Regions from separate parts of the Mus musculus genome. Here region 1 is linked to region 2. Evidence: chromatin loops called from intact Hi-C (ENCODE). Cell type or tissue: heart. All regions are shown on one strand. Each heading gives the region's core, and the rest is flanking DNA. Links, peaks and the distances in the headings are about the cores only. Region 1 overlaps Pip5k1b (phosphatidylinositol-4-phosphate 5-kinase, type 1 beta). Region 2 overlaps Pip5k1b (phosphatidylinositol-4-phosphate 5-kinase, type 1 beta).

Region 1 (15,351 bases), core at 4,674-12,673, 100 kb after region 2:
GGAGCAAGTGATTCAACCTTAACAGGGTCATCTTTACTATGTATTACATGATAATCACAGCCATGTAACTAACTACCAGCTTTTAATGGGCATGTTGCGTGCATGTGTGTCTGTCCGTGCTGGGCTGGGCTGGGCTACTAGAAAGACAAATGCCGGGCTGGTGAGATGGCTCAGTGGGTAAGAGCACCCGACTGCTCTTCTGAAGGTCCGGAGTTCAAATCCCAGCAACCACATGGTGGCTCACAACCATCCGTAACGAGATCTGACTCCCTCTTCTGGAGTGTCTGAAGACAGCTACAGTGTACTTACATATAAATAAATAAATCTTAAAAAAAAAAAAAAAAAAAAAGAAAGACAAATGCCTCCGAGATGGTAAAGTTCCCCAAAGGTCACCATCCACACTGTGCTGGCTCCTCTCAGAGGGAAGCAGCTAGCTTCTGAGGCCAGCTCTCTGAGCAGCAGGCCCTTCCTGTTCCATTCTCTTTCTGTCTGTCAGTTCCCAGCTTCAGCTTTGTGCTGTCTCTGCAGCAGGCTTTATGCCCAGGACACAGGGAGGTTAAGCCATGCCATGCCCTGCAGTCGCAGTCGCCGGCAGCCATCAATCAGTACTTGAGATTGCCTGCTGCTCTGCACTCTGGCTAGAAACAGGCGGTCTCCGGGCCTAAAAATAGCAGGAGTGGAGCTGAAGAACAACAGCAGCCTCACTCCTGACTGCAGAGGGAGAAAGACAGGCACTCTCTGAAAGGCTGTGCTCCTAGAGGCAAAAGTGATGAGGAGTGTAGACAGCAGGCAGCATTGGATGCTGCAGCCACTGTCAAAACCTCCCAAGCTCCTGGGTAACCCCATGGACGTTCCTCCTCTCTCAGCTGAAAAGCTCTGCATGTTGGGGTGCTGTCTTGGGGGGACATGAGCTACTGCACAAGGACATCTCCCAGCATGCAATGGGAAGTCTGGTGCCAGTCCCTGAGAAAAGCAACAGCCTCTCCCCTCCCCCATCAGAGTACAGCTCAGGGTGGCATTTTTGACCTTCCCTTCCCACCTGGGCTTTACGGGAACAAAAGCAGCATGTGGCTCCAGGACTGAATGAGGTTTGGCAGCCACCAAGTGAGTTTCAGCTGTATTTGTGGTTTTCCCTGTAAGGAGAGCTCTCCACTCACAGTGTTATCGGTTAGTGTTCCAGTAGCAAAAGCTTCGAATACCAAAACAGGAGTCCTTTGCAGGCACTTGTGATAAATCCATCCACGCGGAGACCTCATCAAAGGACAAGGCATGATTCCAGAGCTGGAAGGTAGTGCGGCTCTCCGGTGTTGGTAATGAGAAGCCTTCCTTCCGGTTGACCTATCTTGGTCCCTTGAGTGATTTTGTGAGGTGGGCTGGAAGGATTCCCCTAGAGGTGAGGAGCCAGGCTTCTGTGCCCAGGTGATGACCTGCCCTGCATTGTACTAGGCCATCACAGAAGCAGGGCCTGGGCTCAGCTTCTGCCCTTCCGCTAGAAACCCTTGGGGTTTTTCCCCCTAGTGCAACCAGCTTTAAAAGACAAGAACTCTGTAACACGGGGCAGCCTGAAATGTGGCATGAATTTATTATGCAAACGTGAAGAAGGAGCCAGAGTCTCCACAGAGCCTAGTAACCTTGACACCAACAACATTTTTCTTGGCATGGCCCAGCAATCATGACGCTGTGCCCAGAGACAAAAATACAATGCTAACCCGCCACTGGCCCAGCATTAGCCAGTATTTACATAGTCTCAATATCATGAACTCTGCATATCTATTTTCTAATTTTGGAGGCAACTCATGGAGGAAACAAAAAAATTCTAGGTATCATTGATAGACTCTATCATTGTTAGAATATAAGTATTAGCAGCCATTATGAAGTGGGTGCAAATTTATCTTTTATGTATCCAATACAAAGTGAGAGACAGAAGACAAAGGGAGAGAAGGTAAAGATGGAGTGATATGGAAGGCTAACGGATATATGATGTGTGGGTGGTGGAATTAAAACACATGAACATAATTTGTAGTTACAAAATAGTATATACATACAATATGTAACATAAGTTATATATTCTAATATACATGTGTATGTATAATATATATGATATAACTTGTATGTTATATCATAATTATACATATAATATAATATGTAAACATGTATTACATATATGTATTATGTATATAACATATAATGTGTATAAATAATATGTTACATGTTATATATGTTATATCATATATATATATAACGTGTGTGTGTGTGTGTGTGTGTGTGTGTGTGTGTGCTGGTGTTCGCAGGAAACAGCTTGAGAGAAGGTACATGTCCTCCCTAGGGATCCATCGGATGCCTTGGTTGAGTCTTTTATTCCAAGGTTTATGAAAAGATGTGAAGGGGCCTGGAGGGTTGGGCAGGAGTTAAGAGCACTTATGGCTCTGGCAAATTCCCAGCACCCAGTTAGCAGCTCACAGTGTCTGGTCTGTAACTCCAGTTCCTGTGACTCTGATGCCCTCTTCTGGCCTCCAAGGACACCAGGCGTGGACATGTAAACAAAGCGCTCATTTACATAAAATAAAAATAAACCTAAAAAGACATTTCACCCGAAAAACTAAAAAGAGTGATGTTGATGGGAGCTTCCTGGCAGAGGTGGGGTGCTGCTGCAGCTATAGCATCCTGCCCTAACTCACACATGCCGTGTGATGTGTGAGTCTATTAAGGCAGTGAAAAGGTGGCTTTTAAAAGACAAACACTGTGGCTGGCTAGTTCCATCTGTTCCCTGGGACAGATGTGCCCATGAGAATGCACTGTAAGAACACTCAGTAGGTCAGCAAACAGAAGTCAGGGTTCCAGGCTTTGGAACTACTGATGACAGTTTCCACAGTCCATGCTCTGTGTGACTCCAAACTGACGTCACTTGGGAGACAACAGCGCTCATGGCAGCAAAGCACCGTAAATGTCCGCTGCCAGAGGGACCACGAGGACAAGAGTTCTCCTGTGTATGCTCATCTGTGAGAAGCTTGGAGATTATCAAGAACAGAGTGGCAGGGGCTACCAGGACCTCCTAAGGCTTCTATGAGACAAAAACAGAGCCAAATGGATGCCGACCCCTGTGTGGACTCCCTGGTTGCACATTAGACGACTCGGACCTCAGAAGGTCCAGATGGACGGAAGAATGGCAGAACTCGATGATACAGAACCCAGGCCAGCTGCCAGGCTCCCAAACCAAGTCACGTAGCATCTGTTTTAAAATGGATCTTCCCTCTGTTAGTCCAAGCAATGGTTGGGCACTCTGACCCTGCCACTAGATTCTGAGAGCCTTTCTCCCAAGAGAGATGCCCTCACTTGCTTACAAGTAACTCCTAAAAACAGAACCTAGAACATTCATAGGCTGAGAAAATATAAATTGATTACAAATAGATGGGTGCCTGGGAAATTAACAGTAGTAGTACAGGAAAAAAAGAAGACAACTATTTCCCAGTGGACATTCTATTAGCATCTTAGCTAACCCCTTTGGGAGACACATCTTTTTCTTCTGTGTGGAGGGAGCATCATTAAGGGATAAAGCAATTTGCTGTAGGCTGTGGATACAGTGGCTAAACTTGGGGTTTATCCTTGCATTATCTCTTTATGTTTCATAATTACATGTTTCACATTTTATTATTTTAAGTGGCAGTGGGCAAACACATATTCATACCTGTTGCGCAGGAAGACCGTAGATGGAATTCCTTACACCTGTATGATGGCCAGACCTTTAGCCACAGTCCCAACACCAGCATCACCCTCTTGTATCTGGCGTTCTGCCCTTGAAAACCATGGGAAACTTCGGCTGCTTAAAAGCATTACTTTCGCAGGGCGTGGTGGCGCACGCCTTTAATCCCAGCACTTGGGAGGCAGAGGCAGGCAGATTTCTGAGTTCGAGGCCAGCCTGGTCTACAGAGTGAGTTCCAGGACAGCCAGGACTACACAGAGAAACCCTATCTCAAAAAAAAAAATTACTTTCATTTTGGATGTGGAGGGATAATTGCGCATCCCTGGCTGATACCCAATTTAAATATTGTCAAAACAGACCAGCTCAACCTTTATTTAATCCAAGCACTGAGGAGGCAGAGGCAAATGGATCTCTGTGACTTTGATGCCAGCTACCTATGTTGTTCAGGCTTTTAGTGTTTCCCTCGGGAGTCCACGCAGGAGATCCTCACAGAGCCCATGGGAGCAGCGTTCTGTATTGTCACTCCAGGCGTCATCCCTGGACCAGCTCAGCATGGGCATCACCTAGGGCTTAGTCAGAAATTTAATCCATGGACTCTACCCCTAGACCCTTTGCTTCATGGATCTCAATGGAAAAGTCCAAGAAGTTGCATTGTGACCAGGCCTCCCGAGCCTCTGATGTACAGTGAAGCCGAGAACCACTGAGGCTGCTGAACTTTTCAGGTCCATAACCAGGAAGGAAAGAAAGAGAGGGGAAAAAAGAATGCAGGGAGGAAGGGAGGGAGGGAGGAAGAGGGAAGAGGAAGGGCTGCCCCCCCCAGCCCCATTCTATTTTGTAAACTATCAATGTATGGATACCTGAGAGGGGCAGAGTCAGAAGTGAAAACCAACCGCTCAAAATCAGAGCTAGCAGAGGCTTCTAGATTCCCAGGAGCCATGATTCACAAGACAGGGGACTCAAATCACCTCCTGCAAACACCATGAACTGTAAGGAGTTAGGGGGCAGGAGCGATGTTATTAATAACACTTTATTTAAAGTAACAACAATATTTACTAATAAAAAAAACAAATTTAAATGTGAACCTAAACGGTGACATTTTCAGGATGACTCACCAAAAAAATTAATTAATTAATTAAAAATAAATTTTAAAAAAGGCCAGAACCCGCCACCACATCCTGTCTTTGGCTCCGTTCTGCAGGGCACAAACTGACTGTTCACTTCTGTTTTTCCAGCAAAGGGTTACCTTCCAGTTCAACCTTCACCTTGGAAGAGGGGACCATCTACCTGACGGCTGAGCCAAACACCCTGGACCTGCAGGATGATGCCTCTGTGCTGGACGTCTATTTAGTGAGTGGCTTTCTCCCACTCCTCTCAGCAGCCTGTTTGCAAATGGCTTGGGACCTTGACTTACACAAGACTAAAGCCAGGCATGCTTGTGGCTTCTAGAGATATGCTTGCCTCCTGTCCCTTCTACAGGACACAAATCTTCCCAAGCCATGTCACCCCCATAGTTTGTTCCAAAGTTGGCAAGAATTGATAGGTTAATGCTAGCTCAGCAAATATAACCAGAGGAGAAGTCCCCTGAGTGACCCTGCACAGCCACATGGCATCAGTGGGGTCTCTAATCATTACCTGCTTAAGCCAGTACGGGCTGCCCCAGATGGGTGTTGATTGGAAGCAGAGGCATTCCCACTGCCACTCCGGATAGAGCTGGATTCCCAGCAACCCAGGATCCTGCTAGTGGTCCCTACAAGCTTGTCTAGGCTTTGAAGATACCCTCTTCCCCTCTTGCAAAGCCCGATGAGTTGTCGATCAGAGGAGCCGGCTCCTGGTGTCTCCTTGGGCTTCAGTCTTCTTATCTATTAAATGGATTAGTGAATGCTCTTGATGGCCCTGTGCAGCTCAAACAGGCTCATTCATCCTGAATCAGAGGGAGTCAGTCGCACACGGTTGGCTCTCCAAAGAAGGGACAGTCATTCCCCAAACTCTGCAGTTTCTCTAACCGCCCCCCCCCCACACACACACACACAGCATTACGGTTCACTTAAACTTTAAGGCAATACGTCTAGAACATTAGACACCATTAATTTGTAGTTCTGGGGTGTGCTTTCTTGCTGGAGATATTTTATTATTTTTTAATGTTGTCCTACAACTGGGAAGACTCAGCTTCTTGCCTACCCATCAGTGACTTCATTTGCCTCTACATTATGGAAGAATGATAAAGAAAATCCAGTCTGGCCTGCGCAACTTCTCTCTCCTTTCTTTTTGACCTAATTCGAAAGCTCTGGATCCCAACCATTTCTATCCCAGCCATCTTTAATTGAACGGCCCTGAAGGCTTCTGGGATGACATTCTCTTTGGTGACGTCACCCAGTGTAGTGTGAGGTCTCTTGTGAGGCTTTTCCCTTGAAGATTCGATGTTTCCTTCTTAGTAGTGATATCCTAACCCACTTTGTGGTCAACTGATCCAAACTAAGTATTTAATTTATATCCCTGTGAAATATGCAGACTTACACCACATTGATTTGTGTGTATTGGGTAACCTGAGATTTCCTTTTAGGGATCCACCCAAAGTTGTGCCTTTGGGCTTACAGAGGCCTTGTGACTTTTCTCTGTAACTTGAACTGGAATTTAAAAGGATGGTTGACCTCTGAGGAGAGATAACAGTTTCATCATTCAGTATTCAGGCATTTAATTCAGGTCCTACCAATGTTTCGCCCAACACTGCTTTCCAGAGGTCCTTCACCTTCACACTGTACACCCCTCGGCTTCCTGGCTCATTTGCAAATATTCAAATCCAAGGGAGATGGTTTTTTAAGATGGCTTTATCCAGTGTGACCAAAGATGTTTCCTGTTGAATGCTGAGCTGATGAGCCACAGATTGGGGTATTGAAAAGCAAACAACAGAACTGAGTGGGCCGCACTGATGGGAAATGCGAGCTTCTGCCGTTCTCCTAGCGGGATGGTCGCGTGGATATCAGCCCCCGATGCTGCCTGTCACCCTGGGATGCTAAGGCAGCCTGCCTGGGGAGGGGAACCAACAAAAAGCCATTCCCACTGGGAAATGGAGTGGGAGAGAGTGCCCTTTCGTGGCTCCCAGGGAACGGGTTGTCAGTGAGAGGTGAAGGAATTGCATTCTTATTAACAGAGAAATCTAAAGGATGGCTGCCACCCAACAGCGACTTCTCTCCTTCTGTTACTCAATCCCATTGCCTTTACACTGGCCACATTAGCATCCTCTCAATAACACGCCCTTTATCTGTGAAAGTGCTTCTGCAAAATGGCTGTTTGAAGTGCAAAAATAACTGCATGTAAGGAAAAGAAACAGTTAAACCCCACCCCACCCCCAATTCTCTGCCATACTAGTATTGGAGATTAGTGTGCTGACCTACTGTCAGCCCTTGGACAGCTTGATTATTCGGTGTGTTTGGGGTTGTTAATGCTACCCTTTGATCATGGGAAGAAGGGTGGCAAAGAAGTGAGCGTGGTTGAATAAACAGCTGCCACGCCATGGTGTGGGAGGAAAGCCTGAGAAAATACCAAGACAAACGCTCAACAAATTAGGTCACAGGGGTCTTAGAAAACTCAAAGCAGGGGCTTTGGCAAAAAGAAGCTGAGTTTCTGAACTTGAATCCTTAGGCTTGGAGGTGAATGATGCCTCCCCGGCCACACCGCATCAGTAAGGGTCTCTAATCTTTACCTGCTTAAGCCAGTACCGGCTGCCCCAGGGGGTGTTGATTGGAAACTCTGGCATTCCCACTGCCTCTCCCGAGGGAGCTGGATTCCCAGGTCTAGGTTACTCCAGGTCTAGGGGATCTAGTGCCCTCTTCTGGCCTCTCCAGGCACCAAACATGCACAGATACACATGCAGACAAATACGTATGCATATAAAATAATAAAATAAAATTTAAAAATATAAACAAAGCTGACCAAGTCTGACAGTACATGAGAAGGGGTCCAGGGGAGGAGCCTGAAGGCCTGGCTTTCCTTTGTTTGTTGGCCTGTATTACTCTCCTGCTGTAAGAAATTATCACAAACTGTGTGGCTTAAGCAACAGAAATGTGTCACCTCCTAGAGGCCCTGGGTCTGAACACAACATACCCACAGTGCCTTGCTCCCAGAGCGGATGTGAGGACAGATCGCTACCTGTGCTTGCAACCTCTCTGGGCTTCATATGTTTACTGGTAGTCGGAATCACTTTTCCTCTGATTCTGAAAGCAAGCCCCTATGATTGACAGCCACAAACTCACTGATCGGTGTCCCTCCTTTCCACAAACCCTCTGCTGCCACCTACTGGTGAAAAGGCAGCTCTGCCCATGGGTCTGGGGGAGTGACTGAAGGCTCTATTGAAACCTAATGAAGAGTGAGTATGGGGCTCAATAACCTGTTTCCTCTTGGTGCACTTGACCACATTCTTCCAGCATAATGCATCTCAGCTCATCAGGTAGCAGAGTCTTTGGGCATCAAAGGCATCTCATACCACAGGCCTAGCATCTGCCGTCTCAGGTTGGCCTGGAGGCTGCAGTTAGAATCGTGCAAAACAGAGAGGAGAGAGGCTCATCTCTCAGACTCCAGCATGCGCTTCTCACCCACTTTAGTCTCTGGGAAAGCCTCCTCTTGACCCTTTAATCCAGCATAGAAAATGCCACTTCTGCAGTTGAGACAGCAAGGGTAACACTTGATCTTAGCCAAAAGGCCGAGAAGCGTCAGCAAGTGTAACATAGTAGCAACAAACACCCAGTGCTCCAGGCCTCCCTTATGCTGTCTGTGACCTATCCTGCTTAGGGGAGTAGGATTAAATATAATAAAATGAAAATATGGATAATTTAAAGACAAGAGTATTCTTTAAATCCGTGGGGCTCCTGGCCACTGTTTCTTTTTGCTAGAGCTGTCACAGCCAAGCACTAGGATAAGTCACTTTAGAGTGTAGGAAGGTCTTCTTTCGTGTCTCTATAGACTGGGAGTTAGTTCACAGTCAGGTGTCAGTGGGGTCCCTAGCTCCATTTCCAGAGAATCTGTGTAGGCCTCTCTACTTGGCTTACAGATAACTGTCTACTCCCTGGGTCTACACAATGTCTACTCTGTGTGTGTCTGTGTGGTCCAAACTCCCTGTGTCTAGAACAGTAGTTCTCAACCTTCCTAATACCATGACCCTTTAATACAATTCATATTGTGGTGATGTCCCAACAAATAAAATTATTTTCATTGCTACTTCATAACTGTAATTTTGCTACTGTTATGAATTATAATGTAAACATCTGTGGGTTTTTTTTTGATGGTCTTAGGCAACACCTGTGAAAGGGTCATTTGTGCCCCACCCCCACCCAAAGGGTCACAACCCGCTGATTAAGAACCATTGCTCGGGCTGGTGAGATGGCTCAGTGGGTTAGAGCACCCGACTGCTCTTCCGAAGGTCCAGAGTTCAAATCCCAGCAACCACATGGTGGCTCACAACCATCCGTAACAAGATCTGACCCCCTCTTCTGGAGTGTCTGAAGACAGCTACAATGTACTTACATATAATAAATAAATAAATAAATTAAAAAAAAAAAAGAACCATTGCTCTAGTAGGACACTCGTCCTGATGAAATAGGACCTAATCTACCATCTCATTTAAACAGATCTCCTCTGTAAAGACCCTGTCTCCAAACAAGGCCATACTCTGGGTGAATGACAGTTAGGGGCCTCCACCTTAGAGGGACATGGGTTAGCCCATGACAACCATCGTGTACTCCAGTAGAAAGCAGCACTACCTCTCCGTACTTCCACAGACAGGGCCTGGTGAGCCTTCGGCTTCACAATGTCCTTAGCTCTAGTGTGGCTGGGGATAGCCCTTCATGCTGATGACAAAGCAGCCAGGAACCAAAGCCTGGGCTCTTTGTCAAATGATATCAGCACTGGATTCAGTTCCCCATCTCCCAAGTACAGCAGAAGCTGAGGTCAATCAATCAATCAATAAACCAGACTCCTGGAGCTGCAGGTCGGTGTGCTCTGAGGTGCTCATGGAGCCACGGAGATTGGCAGCAGGCTCAGTTGAGTACCAGAAGTTCCCCTGTAGAATAATCAAGATGCATGAATCATTGATGTCCTCCATCACCTCCCCGCCCTCTGGAAAGAAATTAATGTTAAAATATTACTGCTGCACTAACAGTTTTGAAATGAGAGACCTTGACCTCAGTCTTTTCCCTGACATCTACCTGCTGCAGCAACAGGGCTCTTTGATGGAGCACAGGAGATTGGCAGGAGACCAGATAAACCACAAGTTTTGACCAACATTCAAAAATCCAGTCAGTGACATTCCACCAGATTAGACCCAGATAGATGTCTTCACCCAAAGTGTTCAAATCCTTCAAGAACAGCTACAGTCCCATCTTCTACACCAAAGCTGCTCAGAGGAAGTCTGCTGCCCTGACCCTTGGGAAAGAACAACCGTACTTCTGGCTAGGAGTCCTAACATTTATTTAAGAGTAATGCTAGGGAATTTGGACCCAGACTCTTCTAAAGTGTTTGTATTGCTATGACAAAATACTTGAGATAACCCATTTAAAAAGAAGAAAGGTAAGGCCAGATGACTCAGTAGGTACAGGCACTTACTCCCGTACCTTATGACTTCTTTTCTACCCTTATCCCACATAGGGGAAGGAGAGAATCAATTCCCACAAGTGTCCTCTGACCTCCAGATGTGTGCCAGGGCATGCATGCCTCTACACACACACACACACACACACACACACACACACACACACACAGAGGCACAAGCACTCTTGGGCGCATACACTCCCTCACAAAGTATGTATTGTTTTTAAAGGAAGAGAGGTTTATTTGGGGGATTGTTCTCAGCCCATAGATGCTTGGCTCTGTTACACTGGCTACATGTGAGGCAAGACGTCATGAGAACACACATAGCAGAGGAGAATCACTCGCCTCATGGCTCAAGTCCCCATATCCTTTTCAAGGTCCTGTTCCCATGACTTTATCAACTCAGAAACACAACTCTTACCTCAAAGAGGATAAAAGTTTATTCTAAAGCCAAATCTTAGAGACCAGGACCTAAGAAACCTTAAATTCCATGTTCCAACATGTAAGCAGTTTCCTGAAGTTTCTATTGTAACAGAAGAAAGAACATTATAAGTCAAACCACTTTTAAAACACACTAGGAAAAACCTCAGACAGGTGGGTCACACAAAGGAGAGAGATCTTATCATCTGCCTCTGATACTGGGGCTCTGTGGGGGCTAAGTTAATAGATCCCAACAGAATCCCAGCGGGTTCTCATCTGATCGTCGCTAGATGTTCGTTTCAACACAGAGTTAGGTATGGCTATCTCGGAGACTAACAATAGCTCAAGTTGTTTGTGGGCCTGCAGCCTTCCGACCTATCCACACCTCTGCAGCTTCTAATCAGTCAGTCAGTGTTTTCAGGCTTGGTTGCTTCCCCCTGCTAGACCCAAGGCTCACACTGCCACCCAACAAAACCTCCAGCTGGAGCATGTAGGAGGCAGATGCAGTCAGATCTCTGTGACTGGAGACTAGCTGTGAAGTTCTGCACACGTGAGAGAGATTCCGTTCCATTGTCCTGCCATGCCCTGATTTCTACAGCTCTGATGTGTGTGTATATCATGCCTAGCAAATGCTGAGCCAGCTGTACTTCACCCCTAGGTGATGTCTTGTGAAATAATAACCAAAGGAGGTATATGAGCAAAATAAAATAAAATGTACCAAATATAAAGTATTACTTTAAAAAAAAAAAAGCCTAGCTGGGTGGTGGTGGTGCACACCTTTAATCCCAGCACTTGGGAGGCAGAGGCAGGCAGATTTCTGAGTTCGAGGCCAGCCTGGTAGAAAGCTGAAGCAAATATATCAATAATTCATAAGTTCAAGGCCAGCCTGGGCTGTGTAGCCAAGATTTATCTCAAGAACATTAAAAAGGAGGGGGGGGGGAAGGAAGGAAGGAAGGAAGGAAGGAAGGAAGGAAGGAAGGAAGGAAAGACAGCCTTTAGACTTCCTTGCCAAGGTATAGTGACTTTGACCTTGAAATTCTGGGATCTCTCAGAGAATGATCAGGTGAATCCAGACAGAGAAGAGTCCTCAAAGCCCAGGAGACAATGTTGGGAGTGAGGCACTGTAATGGCTTGCTACAGATTTGTGGTTATGGTCTGAGTGATTGAAAGAAACAGGCAGAGCAACTCAGGACGAGGTGATGTGCTGTCATTGGAAAGACACAGGAACAGCAGAAAATAGCAAATTACAGTATGGGGCTTGGGGAAACAGAATTAAGGGATCGCTAAGAGAAAGGGGGACTTGATATAATAAAGTTGGGGAGTTGGGCATATGTTATTCCAACTATCACTCTGGCAAGTAACTTCAACTTGAAACCAAATGAGAATACTCTGAATAGCAGAGGGGATGCCCTATGGATAGCAGAGGATGCCCTATGGAGAGCAGAGGATGCCCTATGGATAGCAGAGGATGCCCCATGGATAGCAGAGGATGCCCCAGGGATAGCAGAGGATGCCCCATGGATAGCAGAGGATGCCCCAGGGATAGCAGAGGATGCCCCATGGATAGCAGAGGATGCCCCATGGATAGCAGAGGATGATCCAGGGATAGCAGAGGATGCCCCATGGATAGCAGAGGATGATCCAGGGATAGCAGAGGATGCCCCATGGATAGCAGAGGATGCCCCATGGATAGCAGAGGATGATCCAGGGATAGCAGAGGATGCCCCATGGAGAGCAGAGGGGTGCAGCATGGCTGGGGACAGAATACTTGCCAGGGTTGTACAACGTGCTGTTTTATCCCAGGGGTGGCATACACCTATACTACTTGCCTGGCTGAAGCAGGAAGATCACTGGATTTCAGGACTAATCTGGTAACATAGCTAGCAAAACTCCCCCTAAAAAGGAAGGAGAGAACAGTCTATCCCTCACAACTGCACTGTGAGAAGGGTTTGTTATTGCTCTTCTCCCGCCCTAGTACCAACCAAGCAAGACTTCCGAAGTCAAAGTCTCAGGTGCATTCTGGGTGGTCTGGCTATTGAGTATCACTCCTGTTCTATAGATGAGACAGGACTTAAACACTGGGAAACAGACATAACATTCTGCGGCTTAGATAATTATAAAATAAATTTGACCCAATGTATGTCTGTACAGACCAAACTAAAGTGGTTTTCCCACGTGAACCAGGATACATCTATCACATAACGCGGCTGCCTCTGCTTTCTTTTATTTAGTTAATTTCTTTGTTTTGCTTTGCTTTGAGTTGGGGTTTTATGTAGCACAGGCTAACCTCAAACCGAGGCTGAGAATGACCTTGAATTCCTGATTGTCATCCTCCTGTCTGCATCTTCCAAGTGCTGGCACCATAGCACGTACCATCATGCCGACCTTGCCTGGCTCTGCTTTTAGTTAGCATTTTTAGGTTAGATATCTGATGGCTTGTTTTACTGCCGGCCACTTGGCTACTGTTTGGAAATGAGCATAGCAATCACGAGTTCAGGACCATGGCCCAGTCGTTGTGCTTCTTGGTTTTTAATTCTCATATACCACCTGAGTTCTCATATGCCCTCCCTGAGCCTTGTAAACTCAGAAGACAGTAGCACATCTTATCATTGCTTCATCCTAAGTGACTGATGTGATGTGGCTGGGGCTAGATCTCAATAAACAGGGAAATTAACACGTCGCAGGCCCCAACCTTAATGCATGCTTCTTCAGATGCAAGTCACCGGGAGAAATAACAACCTAAGGCCCCACGCACAGGCAGGAGTTACAAACTGGTGCTAACGCCAAGCCTCACGTCTGTTTCTTCTTTCCTGCTTTTCCTCCAGTAAGTGAAAGCGGCAGCCACCTGAGCACGTGAGCGGGACCTGAACACAGCCATGGGAGGGAACTTCCCCCACTGCAGAATTCCTCAGAAGAACTGGGCTGAACCCCAGCACACACAGTAAGACTCAGCTGGACCTTGAAGCCCGCAAGATGCCGGGGAGCCTCGGTCCGTGGCCGATCCGCAGATGGATGTGAAAATCCCACACCGTTCCGTGGGTGCTGCTGCTTGCTGACCATGAAGACCTGCATGACCTCTGTCTAAGCCGCTTTTCTACACCATGGCCAATCACCCTTTTGGACTGGGAAGCGCTATTTTCCTATAGGCTCTCTCGGTGTTTCATTCTGCATGCATAGAGTGATTACAAATAGGCAACCTATGGAATCTGCTTCTATATTTTATATAAAAAAAATCTATCCGTGCAAAATGATAAATAAGATCTAAATCCTCTCTCTTTGTTTCAGAGATTCTAATCATAGCCCCTGTCATTGAAAGCTTCAATCTGTTTTCCTTTAAAGATCAGTATACTAGGTCTGCCTTTACTTTATAGAAAGCCAGCTTCTATAAAGATTTTTTTCACTGTTTACTAGTGAAATGAGAAAAAGCAAAGCTATTTATAAAAGGCCTTATGTCTTGTATATACATTGTCTTTGAAATATTTGTGATTTAGTTTATTGCTCGTAAAAGAGAAATTATATAATTTATTTAGTAAATACTACTGTAAACTATAGTTTTATTGAAAGAAATAAAATATTTTGTTCTCAATTCTGGTCATACATTGATTCAAATGACTTATAGTCATGTGTTTGTGTGTGTGTCTGTGTGTGTGTGTGTGTGTGTGTGTGTGTGTGTGTGTGTGTGTTTGAGAGTTTGGGGAGATCAAAACTAGAGCTCTATCACAAAACTATAACCTCAGTCCACATTTATTGATTGACTGATTAAAATAATAAATAAATAAATCTTTTTAATAGAAATAATCCCCGTGTGGTGGTTTGGATAAGAATGGCCCCCAATGGCTCATATATTTAAATGCTTAAGGAGAGGTACTATTTGAAAGAATTGGAGAAAGATTGTCACTGGAAGAGGGTTTTGAGGTTTCAAAACCCCAAACCAGGTCCAGCGTCTCTCTCTTCCTGCTGCCTACAGATCTGAATGTAGAACTCTCAGCTCCTTCTCTAGCACCATGTCTGCCTGCGAGCTGCCATGCTGATAATGGGCTAACCCTCCGAAACTGTTAGCCAGGCCTAATTAAATGCTTTCCTGTAAAAGAATTGCCATGGTCGTGGTGTCTCTTCCCAGCAAGAGAACACTAAGATAGCTTGCCTTAAACAGGTAGGAATAGAATAATAAAATTCCTAGCTGTAAGAATATCTACCTAATAGTAGATTCTGTTCAGCTAGTCCAATGAGCATTCCCAAATATGCTGCCGTATTCATTACCATATTATGCTGTGGTAACAAATGACCCCCAAATTGCAATCGGACATTTTTCTTTCCCTCTCACATATGTGGGTCAGGTACAGCTCAGCTCTGAGGGCTGTCTTTATCTGGGGACCTGGAGCTGTCTTCATCTGGGGACCCGGAGCAGCCCGAGGCATGCCACTGTTGAGGCAATGGAAGTGAACGGTGGGTGTGCACAGCATTTCTACTTGGATGAAGTATTTTTCCCGTTACGTTCCTTTGCCCAAAGCAAGTGGCAGTGATGTCTATAACCAATGGGGTTGGAAGGGTGCAATATATTTCCCACATGGAGATGAAGCCAGCAGAGGTGGCAGTGAATACTGTAAACAAGGAGTTTACACCATCTGGTAACCAAGACTACAGAAAGACAT
Region 2 (15,351 bases), core at 2,426-10,425:
ATAAGTGATAGGCACTTGGAGCATGGGTTCTTTTACATATGAAGACGAGAATGCCAATGATAATGGCTGAAGCCATTTCCCTGCTGATTTCTCTCCCAGTAACAGAATGGAGGTCATCCTTGCCTCTGCCGGATTATCGGCTCTGTTGTAAGGGTCATCAGTGTACCTGTGGGGTGTTGAGCACAGCACTGGCCTCTAACCGACAGATGGCAGGAACTCTCTCCCAGTCAAACAATCAAAATCAACTCCATAATCTTCAAGGTGTCACCTCAGGGGCAAAGTGACCCTTTACTAACAGCAGATGGTAAATGAGGAAGAGTAGATGCTGAAATCGAATAGCAACATCTGTAAGAAACGTTTGTAACATCCGTCCCCCATAGAGATTAGTGCTAGGTAATGTTTTAGCTTTAAAATTGACAGCTTCATTTTCAGGAAATGGAACATTCTAAAATTTTGTGGGATTTAATTTTGGTTGGCTTTAGAAAGTTGGAAAATAAATATTAATCCTTATTTTTCACTACTGAATGTAAATTTGTGTTTGTGTCAAATACTGTCCCTGTTTGAATACATGAATGTGTGTAATTTTCTTCCCTGGTGTGTAAGAATGCTATAAAGAACATATTGTGCAGCCGGGAGTCCATCCCATAATCAGCCACCAAATGGAGACACTATTGCATATGCCAGCAAGATTTTGCTGAAAGGACCCTGATATAGCTGTCTCTTGTGAGGCTTTGCCAGTGCCTGGCAAACACAGAAGTGGATGCTCACAGTCAGCTATTGGATGGATCACAGGGCCCCCAATGGAGGAGCTAGAGAAAGTACCCAAGGAGCTGGAGGGGTCTGCAACCCTATAGGCGGAACAACAATATGAACTAACCAGTACCTCCAGAACTCGTGTCTCTAGCTGCATATGTAGCAGAAGATGGCCTAGTCGGCCATCATTGGGAAGAGAGGCCCCTTGGTCTTGCAAACTTTATATGCCCCAGTACAGGGGAATACCAGGGCCAAGAAGTGGGAGTGAGTGGGTAGGGGAGCAGGGCAGGGGGGAGGGTATAGGGGATAGGTATTTGGGATAGCATTTGAAATGTAAATAAAGAAAATATCTAATAAAAAATTTTAAGAATATATTGTGCAGTATTTATGATGAATATCTTCCATTTAAACTGTAACATTTGTTAAAAAAAAAAAAAAAGTATAGTAGCATTTATAATGGCACACTGTCCTAAATCATGAGTTCCATTTGCAATTGTTGGCATATTTCCTTAAGGGCAATTGAGTGTGCCTAATTCACCACTGCGGAATGACACATCCCGTAAGAGGTCAGCCTTCTCTTAATGAGGAATGTTTGTGTAACACGCATGCTTTTCCTTCCCAGGAAATAGACCTCTCTGGCAGGATTATTACCAAGGAGGTAAAGCTGACTCAAAGAAACCCAGGCAATATCTTTTCTACCATTGACCATCACCAACATTTGAGAAGTAGCTCCTCCGTCAAACACTGGAACCCTGTTGAAAAGCGTGTTGATGAAAAGGGAAAATTAAATAGAAAGTGTGTTTGCCTTGGGCTCTTCCCAGGTTGTTTTGTGCCCACTGTGTCAGAATGACCTTATCTCAAGGCAGTTCGCCACACAGAATGGGAGTCCAGAAAGAGGCCTCATTAAAACGAAGCTACAATAGTCTTATTTTTAAAAAGGTAGATGGCTGCAAAAAAAATTGTATCAGAAAAGTAGTTGCCTGCCATGGAAGTAATAGAACACGAGGAAGTCACTCGTGGACCTAGTGATGGCAGAGGGAACCTGTCCTTCCTAGCTGTTGTCATAAACAGAGACATTGTGGAGGGGTTGGTGGGAGAACAGGACCTGGGGTGACGGTAGAGTGTGAAAAAAACAAATGGAGAAAGAAGAGAGACCTGGCTTCTGTGGATGTGGAGACCAGGAAACGCCAAGCAGTTGTTAATGATTTAGTTTGACCTTTGTTGATTTGTGTAAACAGGAGGATCTCTGGCTTGTGACCAGCACAACAAACTGTCTATAATGTATACCTTCTCTTTTGAAATGCATATGGAGCTTAGAAACAGCTGAAAAAAAAATACTAGCCAGGAGAGATGTGATGTGGGGTGGTTTGGTTTTTTTTTTTTTTCCTAAATATGAGAATGTAGTGGCCATTGATAGGCAGTAATTACAAATCTTGTGAAAGCACCCAACAAGAAGCTATGCATATGTCTGAGACATCTTACAACTGAGCTCCTCACAGGGGACCTTCCAACATCCAACAGAAAAGAGAAGAAAACCCCTTCCCCCTCCTCCTGTTAGATGCCCAGCAAGCTGGAGGAGGATGGATCCCACTGAAACCCCAATCTGGCTGTTATTGAGCTCGCTAAAGCAGAGCACATGCTGATGTGAGGCTATTTTTCTATGGCTCTGTGCCCAGGTATGAACAGGGGCAGTTTTATAGAGTCAACAAATAGACAGGTCCTAGACCTGCTGTAGATTTCATCTGAGCAAAGGTAGATTCCACCCCAGAATACAGTTAGAGAAACAGTGGAGATATGGCTCAGCCTTTTTTGTTGTTACCTGATAGTCTAATGGTTACATGGGTTTATAGCATTGCAAACCTTAAGAGAAGAAAAAGAAACAAATCCCAGGTCTACACGCCTCCCAACACACACACACACCCCAGTACAGACATGATGTCCATTCGGATATCTTTCCTCTGAGTTTTCTCTGTGGGTACACACATGTTTCTCCAAACTACATTAGATTTGTTTATTTGTTTTGCGTGCTTATGCTTAGATATAACATAATGTTTTACTTTTCCATGTTACAGAACAGTTTTTGTTAGGATGGTTTAATTACAGCAAGTCACTTTGTTAAATAGTCTTAATTCAGATTGGAGTTTATATGTGAATCCCTAACTTGAATAAGAACAGGGAGAATTTAACCCTTGGTTCTTGATGTTCCCCCATTCCTGTGGGGAATGAAAGAGCCTTTTGTTGAGATTGTGGTCACCCCTCCTTCAAACTCCTCCCTCTATTCCACTAAGGCTACCTCCCCTTAAGCGTTATCCCACTACCCTAGGTGTTGCTAATTTGGGGGCCCTTCTTTGCTGCTCCCTGATTGGGGTACCTCCTCCTGACCCTTGGTTTTCAGTACCACCTCTACAGACAATCTTTAACTCCAATACCAAGCCAAACGTTCACTCTGAACTCCTGACCGGCGTGTCATCTCAAACAGGATTCTTCATTTTCCCCCCAAGTACATTCCTTCTGCACTCTGTCCTCTCCTGATTAGGAAAAGTAAGCACACTTCTCAGAACTGATCAAGAAAAGTGTCCTGAGCTGCTATTGGTGCTTTTTTTTCTCCCTCATTTCTAGCTCATAGCAAACCCTGTCTGTCTGTCTGTCTTCAAAATCTGTCTCACATTCCACTCTTCTGCCCATCTTGTTCATTAGACTTCCCTAGGCCATTACCATCCCCATATGAACCAAGCAAGCACGTCCTAATCACTTTCCCTCCTACCATCCCTCCAATCTGTTCTCCGCACAGCCTCCAGTGATCCTTTCAAATTAGACACCACTTCCCCACATAAAATCCTTCACTGGTTTTTGCCATCTGTGGACCAACACAATTGAAACCCATCAAACCCTTAGGCTGCCTTCGGGGAACCAGATCTACAGCTGTCTAGCCTTTCCAGCCCCCAGTGCCAGCTCTCTACCTGTTGCCCATGGTGGTTTGCTTCCAGGTCTCTGCAACTGTTTCTTCTACTCCTGAAAATGAGCTTCCTTGGCACCCTAACGGGACCTTTTCCTACCATGTGAAAGTCCTTATTGTCATTTTGTTAAGGACACAGATTCTGTTTAGGCCACTTTGACTTCCCTGATTTATAGAGAATTAATTGCCTGACACATGGTAAACATAAGACCAATCTCTAGTGACATGACCTGCTACCCAGCTCATTGTTGCCTCTCAAGCCTCAGCCTAGACGCCTCTCTGGGTTGGCTTCTGTGGCTGCCATCATCTGTGGGTCTCCAACCTCCTAATCCCAATAATGTCATGATGGCCTTCCTGCCATTGATTACTGTATGTTCTTATGGACATATCTTTGTTTAATGTGTCTTCCCCTACCCCCAGACCATGAGAGCAAGAGACATGATTCTTTGATCCAAGCATTATCCAATGCCTAACCCAATCTTGGGCTCTTAGATCTTGGTTAAATGACCAGCAGACGACTGTATGACGTGGTAACAGCAACTCTCCTCTGCCAAGGACAGTGCTGGGGAAATGCCAGGGCAGGCCTGTGATAAAGCAGTCTATCTAGTACATAGAATAGTAGGGCCCTCAGGATGTCAACATTCTCTTCCTATAGCATCTCGCCACCTCTGTTCCACACTACTAGAACCAGATGTCTGACATCTGGCCCTTTTTCTTCCCTTACTTTTCTCCTTGAGACAAATGAGAAGACAGAGCCTTGCTTCTTGAGCACAGCTTCAGGGACAGGAGAGAGACCCAGAGCTGTACTTGAACCACCGAAGTGAGGGACAGTAGTGGAAATCTCCCTGCCCTGACTCAGATGGCCATCTTGCCACAGAAGCATGTTCTATACCTACCTTCTATGGCCTGATAAAAGAAGAGACCTTGTCAACAAACATCTCTGATGTAGCGTTAGACTCTCTAGATGTCCTTACTCAACGACAGACTGGGCCCTGGCTGTGCCATCTTCTCATAATGTGTGTAGATATCAAGAAGCAGAATGGAGGAGGTCAGATTAAAAGATGGCTTCCAGAGACAAGCTGTGTGAGATTTGGACTTGCTCCTAGAGCAAGGATGCTGAGAGCTCATTCAGAGGTTTCAAGAAAAGTAATAACATGAATATATTTGTAGTTGTGAAGCAAATCTCTCTAGCAACATGTATCCAAGCTGTAATCTCATAATTAGTTCAGAGAGCCTGAGGGGAGAAAACTGCTGTTGCCATGAAGTGTTTTGATTCTTCCTTTCAAAGCCAGTGACATCAGATGGCCTATTAAGTGATCCAATTTCATAGACAATGCTTTATAGGAAGCAGTTTCCTGTAACCAGTCATTGGGGTCATTGCTTTCCTTATGGTGGATCTCTGTAGACATTTCCTCTGACTGTTAAGATGCTCATCACTCCATTGTTCAAGTGCTTCCCAGCACCTGTCAGCTCCATCTTCTGCAGAGAAACATCACACATTAAGCAGGTGTATAAACTCATGTTCAATGAATAATTAGACCATTGAACTTCGAGCCTTTTAGAAGATCAGGGACTCATTCATTCATGTCCCACATGCAGTGGTATCTAGAGCAAGTTAATTCCCAGATCCAATTTGATCTATGCAATGGACATCATGACTCCCTAGCCATCTGACATCTCTGATGATGAGGTAATCATTAAAAGATGGTGCTTTGAGGGCCAGCGATGTAGCTCAGTGGTAGAGCGCTTGCCTAGCATGAGCAAAGCACTGTGTTCAGTCCCCACCTCTACGGACAGAGCTTTAGAAGCTGCAGTGTCACATAAATGCAAGCTGGCATCAACTTTCCTTGGTATTGACATCATACCTGAACAAGCTACGGAAATAAATAAGTGATTTGCCTTTGCGATGTTTTGCAGCCCTATCTTTCTCTAGGTATCACATGCTTGGTATCCAGGCAACATATGGCCTCCATTTATCCCTGTGAGGTCCAGGATTAAAAATAGATCCTGTTGCTGTGTTCTGAATCTAAGCCCATATTAAGCCTCTACTAAAGGAACCAATGGTTTCCCCTGGAGTTGGAACGGGGAATGGTCATGTTCCAGTACTTTGGAGACACAGCAGGCAAGAGCCTGGTGGTGAAAACTTAAGTAGCCCGGAATGCATGGAAGCTGTTAGCTCACTGAAGTCTTGCTGGTATCTCGAAGAAAGGAAGGAGCCCCAAGGCTTCCGAATTGTGGGGAGAGAATGGCTGGTTGTAGGAGAGCTTCCACCAATAGTTCATGCTGAGCACCCTTTGCCATCATGATGACTTACTGATCTGATAATCATACACACTCCAGGCAAAGTTCCAAAGGGATTTCAGCTCTACAGCACATCTTGCTGAACATCAAGCTGAGACTAATGTCCAATGGGAAAATGACAAATGGTGGGACCTTTGCTGCTGGTGGCCTAAGAAAAAGCATGTGTCACTGTGAACGCAAGCATGGATTTCCATGAATTAGGCAGGATGCTATGGAATTATACCCATGTTAAAGCATTTCATTTTTGCCCAGAAGTTAGGAACAGGGGGTCCCGTTTACCGAGGGAGCCAGACACCATTTTGTATTAATAACACCCCATGTTACCAGCAATGCTAATAACGTGGTCTCCCAAGAGGGGTGTAAGCCTTTGGCTTGCCTGTGGTGTGGGCGTGATTAGCAGCTAATTAAACAATTCTATCTCATTTCATCCAAAAGAATGGCTCCTTTGATGCTCCTTCCCTTGCTGGGGTCAAACATCCAGACTTAAGAGAACTTCCAACTTTGATTCTTGGGCCATTTGGAAAAAAACAGCTATGGAAGCAGTCTGCACCTGGTGGTCAGACTGTGTCACACACCTGCAAAGAGACTTGGGGAAGTCACCTAACCATGCTGAGCCGTAAGTGTACTGCTGTAGAGGGAATCACTGTCCACTGTCACCAAGCTCAGCTACTTGGTTAAGGGCATTAAAGGACTCAGCTTTTAGAGACCACAGAGTATGGTTGGATATACCACAGCCAGCCCTGGCTTAAGTCCTAGATCTGCGTCCTCACCTTGTACAAAGCTGCTAAACATACCCGAGTCCATGAATTGGAGGTTGTAATGCAGGATGGAAAAGCTTTACCCAAAATTCTTGGGACATGTTTTGGATATAGGATTTGGGAATATTTGCATGTGCATAGTGAGGAAGCTTGTGGATATAAGCCAAGACTGAACATAAATTTATTTATATGTCATTGATTTTCTATACAATTTAGGCTTAGCCTAAAGACAATTTTATACAGTGTTTCTAAGCATCTTGATCAGGTGGTAGACTCTCTCTTAACCTGTGACAATGAATAAACTGCTCTGCTGCAGGTCTTGTTTGGTAGTGGCCCTCATGGGAATTTGGGTGTGGGATTTTCCTCTTGTGGCAATTGTCTGTACCCAGAATCCCTGAGATGCTGGAAAGCAGCTATGCTCGCCATATCACAGATACATACTGTTGATAACACTATTGATCGTTCCCAACGGTGGAGCATTCTGGATTTCAAATTTTCACGTTGGAGCTGCTTACCAAGTGTCACTTACCTCTGAAAGTTACCGTGAGGATAAAAGAGTCAGCGTCAGTCAAGGGCACTGAGAACCTCGTAAGCCTTGGGGAAGTGTGTGAGTGGTTACATCAGTGAAATTATCACTATCTATGCTGTGTCTGGCACAAATGAGTTGCTCAAAAAATGACTGGCTTATTTCTATTTATTACTGTGCTATTATTTCTCTCACCCAAGCACTCGATCTTTAAGAGGCATGAAATGAGATTGATATAATTACAATTTCCTTTTTTTTTTCTTTTTCTTTTTCTTTTTCTTTTTCTTTTTCTTGTTCTGCTTATTTAATTAAACACGCCAGTGGGATCCTCATTCCTTCAAGAACTCAAAACTTAACCGCATACCATAGCAGGAAGGTTGCTGGGTTTTGGTGTCCCTTAGAGCAAGAGGACATTACTTTATCTTCTTATTCCCAAAGTTCTGCTTCACAATTTCTAAGGATATGACCCACCATTCAAGCCAGAAGCATTTCCAGTAACACTCCCAACCCCTGAGGACTGAGGGGTCTGGCCAAAGTTACAGACTCGGGCAGCTGAGACTGCTTTCTGTTTCCAGGGTAGGGACAGCAAGGAACATGGTACTCTCTGCTGACACACCTGCACACTGTGATAAAAGACTGCTCTCATGGCTCTGGAAAACAGCATCAAGTATGGGCACAGAATGCAAAACGCACCGAGGCATGCGGTCTGTGTTAGGCCCAGACAGAACATTCTAGGGTGCTGGTTCCTCTGAAAGGCATTGACCTTGTGACATACCGCCCTGAGTGGCAAGTAGGAGGAGAAATGGCTTTTGACTCTCTGTACAGGGTTAAATTAAAGAAATCCATCTGGGCCTTCTGAATTCAGCACTATCAGTACAAAAGGTCACCGTTGACAACTGACACCACTGACAACTAGTGGCATCGCAGAATGCAGGGAAAGAATATTAAAATAACAAAGTTGCTTTTTTTTCCAGGCACTAGATGCACTTGAGTCTCAGCCTTTTGTATCTTGCTTCCTATGATCTTAAGTCAAAAGATATTTAAAAAAAAATCAAGACACTTTCCTGTGTTCTGCACGGTCCAATACTTGGATAGTTGTTCTCAGGTGAAGGATGACAGATGTTCAGAGCGAAGCAAGCAAAATGCTTAAATGATGGTTTGAGGAGTTGCTCTTTTGTATATACAAGCTTCTGAACGGTACTGGTTGACTGTGGGAGGTCATTTCAGGCAAATTCAACAAGAGTTAATGCGAGGTTCACCCCCTGTTAAATGTCTGTCTGGGTGCTCAGTCCTGGGTGACTGAAGATGACAGGGCCTTAGGAAAAGAACTAGATATTGGATACAGGGTAGACAGATTCTGAAATAGTGCCATATGTCCATGATGGTGGAATAGCATCCAAACAGATTGAAAAGACCCGAGAGTCATAGGTGACTGTTACCATGGTGACAACAGCAAAGGAGTCTAGGTCATGAATCAAACTTGTAGGGAATTCTTCAGTTACAGAAGATAAACTATGAGAAGCCAGTGGACAAGAGACAGAGCAGGCCCTCCAGAAAGCTGGAAGTGGTTCTCCCTCATACAATCAAGAAAAACATTTTAGGAAGAGATATTCTTTGATATTAAAAAAAAAGCATGAAGAAATAAAAATAATAAAGGAAGTTGGGGATTAGTGTTGGATTTATAAACTATTGCCTGGGGAAAAAAAGAAAGTATTTCCTTTTGAATATACTGGATAATCTTTATTCCATTCATTTTCGTCCGAGTTTCTCAACCATGGAACCATTGATGTTTGGGGATGGCTAACTCTCTGTGGTAGAGAGCTTTTCAGTGCAGCACGGAATGCTTAGACCCACTTGATGCTTGCAGCACCCACAACACACCAGTTATGATAACAAAAACAAAAAACCTCGCAGACATTACCAAATGCCTCCAGCTAAGAATCAGCATTTAACTTATTGATTGTTTTCTGCTGTGGTTTGTAGTTCTACATTAGCGCTACCAGACGTAAAAAGACAGAACATGCAAACCCTTGAGAACAGTGTACCAAGGTGCTGGGGAAACAGCTCGGTAAAGTGCCAACAGCACAAGCACACACACACACCTAAGTTCAGATCCTAGGACCCAAATAAAATGCCACAGTTAGTAAGTACAATCAGCTTTGGAGAGCTAGAGGCAGGCAGACTCCTGGGGCTGAGTCAGTCAACTTCCCTGGTCAGTGTCTCAAAACATAAGGTGAACAACAACCAAAGAAGACATTCAGTGCCAACCTCTGACCTCCACACACATATGCACATATGCATAGGCACAGAGAGAGACAGACAGACAGACAGACAGACAGACATGCACACAAAACAACATATTCTATGGCCAGTGAGACATGCCAGAGGTGCAAACCTGATAGCCTGAGTCCAATCCCTGAAAAACATGTATTAAAACAAACAAATATAGAAACCAGATATAGAAACTGGTGACTATAGGCCTGTCACTGCTCTGCAAGATGGGAGGCAGAGGCAGGAGGTTCAGCCAGAAGCCTGCATGTGCAGCACAGAGGTAGAAACAAAAAGAGAGACCCTGCCTCAAAGTCAAGTTGGAAGGAGACGACACCAAGAACCTTGTCTCTGACCTCCACACAACCCACCACATGCACACAAATAAGTGATGTATATATAAGTATATAAATATATGGAATCTCTTCTAACTTTGATTTCATTTTGTTTTGTTGTTGTTATTTTGAGAAAGGTGCCTCTTATCTAGCCCTAGCTATCATTCATGGAGCATGGTGTGTGTGTGTGTGTGTGTGTGTGTGTGTGTGTAGATCCTGGGTTTGATTCCCAAGAGTACACATACAAAAACAAAAACAAAAACACCCTATTCACATGTACTCACTTGGACAGATGTATGTGTGTACACATTAATTCCCTAATTTAATAGCATCTGTTTCATTATGAAAATATTAAAACACTAGTAAATTAAAATATATATATATCAGTGTTACTAGACAGTGTTGCACACACCTTTAATTTCAGCACTTGAGAGGCAGAGGCAGGTGGATCTTTGTGAGTTCGAGGCCAGCCTGGTCTACAGAGCTAGTTCCAAAACAGCCAAGGCTAAACACAAAGATACCCTATCCCAAAAAACAATTGTCCTTCTGCTGCATCCTTTATCACTCATCAGTACTCTATCTTTTTTCACAGATCAATGAAAAATAACTTAATTGTAGATCATTGCCAACAGCAATAGGCAATTTTCAAAACTAAATTTTGTGTGAACACCAAAAGCTCCAGTTTTTTCTCTATCAGTTTTGTGTGTGTGTCCTTTTTTGTTATTTTATTTGTTTACATTTCAAATGTTGAAAGAAACCCTTTTTCAGTTTCCCCTCTGCAAGGCCCCTATCATCTTCCCCATCCCCCTTGCCTCTATGAGGGTGCTCCCCCCACCTACCCACTCCCACCTGACCACCCTAGTATCCCCCTACTCTGGGGCATCAAGTCTCCACAGGACCAATGGCCTCCCCTCCCATTGATGCCCAACAAGGCTATCCTCTGCTACATCTGCAGCTAGAGCCATGGGGACCCTCAATGTATATTCTTTGATTGGTGGTTTAGTCCCTTGGAGCTCTGAGGGGTCTGGTTGGTTCGTATTGTTGTTCTTCCTATGTGGTTGCATACCCCTTCAGCTCCTTCAATCCTCTCTCCAACTCCTCCATTGGGGACCCTGTTCAATGGTTAGCTGCAAGCCTCCACCTCTGTATTTGCTAGGCTCTGGAAGAACCTCTCAGGAAACAGCCATACCAGGCTCCTGTTAGCAAGCATTTCTTGGTATCAGCAGTAGAGTCTGGGTTTGGTGTCTGCCGGTGGGATGGATCCCTAGGTGGGGCAGTCTCTGGATGGCCTTTCCTTCAGTTTCTGCTCCACTCTTTGTGCCTTTAGACAAGAGCAATTCTGGGTTAATATTTTTGATATGGGTGGGTGGTCCCATCCCTCAGCTGGGGGGCGGGAGGGATGTCAATTCTGAACTCTGTTGGTTCTTATGGAGAAAAAGTATTCTTACTCGTCCACAAGTATGTTGCAGGGAGAGCATCAGATTTTTTTAAAAATAAATTCAACTATATTATTTACCTTTGAGTAGAAACTATAATGCTCCTTGTTGAAAGTGTTCCATGATGCTCACAAGTTCTTAGTAAAAGAAAGATAAAAAGTACAGTCTCTTAACTGTAAATACATTTTGAATACAAGATGTCACCCCACCGGTGGGGCATAATGACCGAAATCCCTGGCCTCGGCAACTTAAGAGAGGGGCACCCATTATGGCTCCTGGTCTCAGAGGGCTCAGTCATCATGGCTGTGAAGGGATGGAGGAGCAGGTAGGTGGCACTGGAGGCATACGCTGGAACTCTTCACCTACAGCTAGATAGGCACAGAAAACGGGACCTGAAGCAGAACTTGAATAGGAGCTCCCAATGGCCTATGTCACCAGCAAGAGTTCATCTTCCAAAAGTTCTACATCCTCCCAAAACAGCAACTGGGCCCAAGTGGCCAAATGCATGAGCCTATGGGGGGGTGGGGTGGGGACGACACTCCACAGTCCGTGTAAGAAGTCACCCAAGGAGAAGGACCTTAACAGATTCTACTAAGCCCCAGCTTTCTGCCATTTGGGAAGAAGAAGGAGAAAGTAGCCTCACCCTCCAGTTTGCTGCCTGTGGCCTTGCACAAAGCCCTCAAAGCTAACATGGACCCCTGTGTTTCTTCTGCAGACGGCATCGTCAGCTATTAAAGGTGCTATCCAGCTGGGAATAGGATACACAGTGGGCAACCTCACGTCCAAGCCAGAACGCGATGTCCTCATGCAAGACTTCTACGTGGTGGAAAGTGTGTTCCTCCCCAGGTAAGAACATTTCATCAATTTGAGATGATTCCATGCTGAGGAAACTTCACTAACATCCTTCTGTTGAAGGATTTTTCTTTTTAACCCTGCACACGGGATAGAAATACTACTCCATATAGTGGTGGTGTGTGTGGGACCTGCAGCTCCACCTTGGTATTGCTGCCTGTTGCCTGGGAATGGCCCTACATTTTCTGTGGCAATTGTGATTGGCACCCATGGGTCGGTCAGCTGTAATTAGCTGTAGTGGGTGCCTGGTAAACCATATGGAGAGGGATCATTGGATTTGGTGGGTGGTGGTAAAGAAATCTCTGGGTAAAACCTGCCACGTGTTTTGAAAAAGAACGCTTCCATATAGCAGCACTGTTGCCAAGATATTTGCTCTGACAAGTTTAAAAGAATGAGCTGGGGCTGGAGAGATGGCTTAGAGGTTAAGAGCACCGGCTGCATAGAGTTGGGGTGGGGGTTGGGTTGGGTGGTAGCACCTGCCTTTGATGCCAGCACTTAGGGGGCAGAGGCAGATGGATCTCTGAGTTCAAGGCCAGCCTAGTGTGCAGAGCAAGTTCCAGGACAGCTGGCTGCTCTTGCAGAGGACCTGCATTCAGTTGCCAGCACCCATATGGCAGCTCGTGCTCAGGGGCACCAGGCATATATATAATATATATACGTGCACACAGGCAAACACTCAGGCATACACAGAAAATAAGTAGTTAATTAAAGAATGGACTGGAGTGACCGCAAGCGGCTTTACATCTGAATTAAGCCAATACGTTTTGTCCTTTGTGACAACTTGGACTTAAATTGTCTCCAGGAAAAAAACAAATTGAGATAATGCTGCCATTTTGACACCATGTTTGCAAAAAAAAAAAAAAAAAAAAAACACCAAAGTTATTCATACATTTATCAGTCTGGGAAAGGAAAGCATTAACGGCTTAAAATCAAATAGGTGAGATGACTGGTGAGATGGCTCAGTGGGTAAGGCTCTTGCCCTCCAGCCTTGACTGCCTGAGTTTGATTCCCCAGGCCTCACACAGGAAGAAGAACAGTTCCCAAGCAGTTCCCAAGACCTACTCTCACACTCTGGCATACATGCTGTGCACACATAGGGATGCACTCACGTGTGCACACACACAAAATAAATGTAACAAATACTTTTAAAAACAAATGCATGTGGAGATGGAGAACGGTGATGGAACTGCACTCTTTACGTGTCTCCATGCTGTGTCTACTATTGCCCTAATAAGCAAAAATATTAAAGCCAGTTCCACTATTACAGAAAACTATTCTTTGTTCAGTTGAAATGTCACCATAACTGCAAGATTTTTTTTCAAAGAAAATGAGCTACAAACAAAGACGTGCTGTGTGGGGATGCTCGCTTTGTCTTTGTGACTCTGAGAATTGGCTTTTCAGACACACTGATGTGTTCAGATGAGCCATTTTGTTGTTTATGACTGGGCTTGGTCTCATCCGTCAGGTGCTGAAAGGCAGCTCCTGACAATAGAAAGTTCTCAGTGCCCCTGGGGGTGTGTCCCAGTGTCCCCCAAGGGTCAGAAGATCCATCAACGCTGAAGTCTCACATACACACACAGGCATATGACCTGCACACATTCTCCTGTATACTTTCTTATTAAATGTGAATATGTCCACATCCACCATGCAGAAGTCGGCTCTGTTTTTCTACCATGTAGATTTGGGGAATCGAACTCAGGTCTTCAGCCTTGTCAGCAAGCATCTTCACCCACTGAGCCATCTAACCAGCTCTTTCCCTTATCATAGCATCTCCAGATTGCTCATGCTGCCTACTACACTGGGAATGGTTGCTTTCTGTGCCGCTCAGGGAATGATGACAAGAAAAGACATCTAGTTTGTTCAATACAGATGGGATCTTTTAATTCTGATTCATAGTTGTTTGGATCTGTGGTCATGAAAAGCACCCTGCAGAGGCCCTGCTGTATGTTTGCTCCTTTTGCTCTTGGAGAATTTGTTATAAACCATTAATGTCTTCATGACGAAGAGAAGAGGATGGCTTTTTCACCTGTTTTAGTAGAAAGCTAAAGTTGTAAATACCTAGACTTTCATCATTGTTCTTTACATCATTGTCCCCATGAACGGCAACCCAGACACACCACTGGGGAAGCAGGCTGTGCGGTCATCTCTTATGTAGCGAAATCTGCTGTCACACTTAATATATACCAGCTTTTAAATGTCCGTGTGACCTTATACTACAGCTATTTATTTTTAATAGATATTTATATATAATTTTAAAACATCCATTTGCATCCTTGATACATTTACATGAAGACAAAGGAATTTGTGTTACTCTTCCCTGGGTTCCCTCCCTGAATTCAATTTCTCCGTGAGCTTAGCAAAGGAAAGTTTCTCACAGGTTTCTCATGGCGGGTGTTATTTTAAATGAGATAACTCCTTGGGTAGGATGGTGCATCCTACCAAGAATAATACCCTAATTATCAGAACAGCCAAAGTTTTCCACAAAGCAATGGGTATATTCAGAATCTTGATTATGACTATGATTTCATATTATATACATATATGTACATAACATAAACTCTGTGTGTGTGTGTGTGTGTGTGTGTGTGTGTGTGTGTGTGTGTGTGTGTGTGCAATTCATAGCCAGGTGTAGTGGCACCCACCTTGAATCCCAGCAATTGGAAGGCAGAGACAGGTGTATCTCTGAAATGGAGGCCAGCCTCGTCTACATAATGCATTCCAGGACAGTCAAAGCTGTGTACAAAGACCCTGTCTTGAAAAAACAAACAAATAAACAAACAACAGTTCATACATTGATGGTATATATGTGTGCATATGTGAATGTATCAAATAGTTCTCCCTGTCCCCAGGTTTCTGAGCTCATCTGAGAATGTGGGTCAGGGCAGATGGCCAGGACAGGCTCTGGTTGTAAGCAACTGAAACACTCTGAGGTCTCTGGTGTCTCTAAACCATAAGTTTATCTCAGTCCTAGAGAACTAATTGTTTGGTGTGGCACACTGTTTAATTTATTTTTAACAGTATTTCATATGTGTTCACATTTCCCACGTAAATGCCTGTGCACTGCTGATATGCCTAATGCCCTCAGAGGCTGAAGAAGGGGCCTCAGATGCCTGGGAGCTTGTGTTAGAGATGGTTGTGAGCCATCATGTTGGTGTTAGAAATCGGA

What was found. Hi-C counts contacts between places; a loop is a spot of excess contacts. Peaks named below come from ENCODE experiments on the same cell type or tissue, not always from the same donor. Only the 100,000 strongest peaks of a DNase experiment are listed, where the experiment ranks them.
Region 1: it touches region 2 in a loop (2.3-fold over the local background); 2 of 42 quality-filtered maps call a loop at or near these places.

What each region holds. Positions count from the first base shown.
Region 1 is chr19:24,293,728-24,309,078 of GRCm38, reverse strand. Pip5k1b (phosphatidylinositol-4-phosphate 5-kinase, type 1 beta) reads left to right here. Exons shown (of 15, transcript NM_008846.3): 14 at 4,933-5,047; 15 at 13,525-14,285. The coding sequence ends at 13,527. Among named protein-coding and RNA genes, the nearest start is that of Fxn, 21 kb to the right of the region's middle. In heart, for the core only: CTCF peaks have their summits at 7,519 (motif pointing left), 7,802 and 8,003 (motif pointing left); a DNase peak (open chromatin) is centred at 7,978; H3K4me3 peaks cover 752 bases; H3K27ac peaks cover 1,175 bases.
Region 2 is chr19:24,393,844-24,409,194 of GRCm38, reverse strand. It overlaps Pip5k1b (phosphatidylinositol-4-phosphate 5-kinase, type 1 beta), which reads left to right. Exons shown (of 15, transcript NM_008846.3): 4 at 12,049-12,179. Among named protein-coding and RNA genes, the nearest start is that of Pip5k1bos, 14 kb to the left of the region's middle. In heart, for the core only: a CTCF peak has its summit at 5,778; no DNase peak of the experiment used is centred there; H3K27ac peaks cover 307 bases.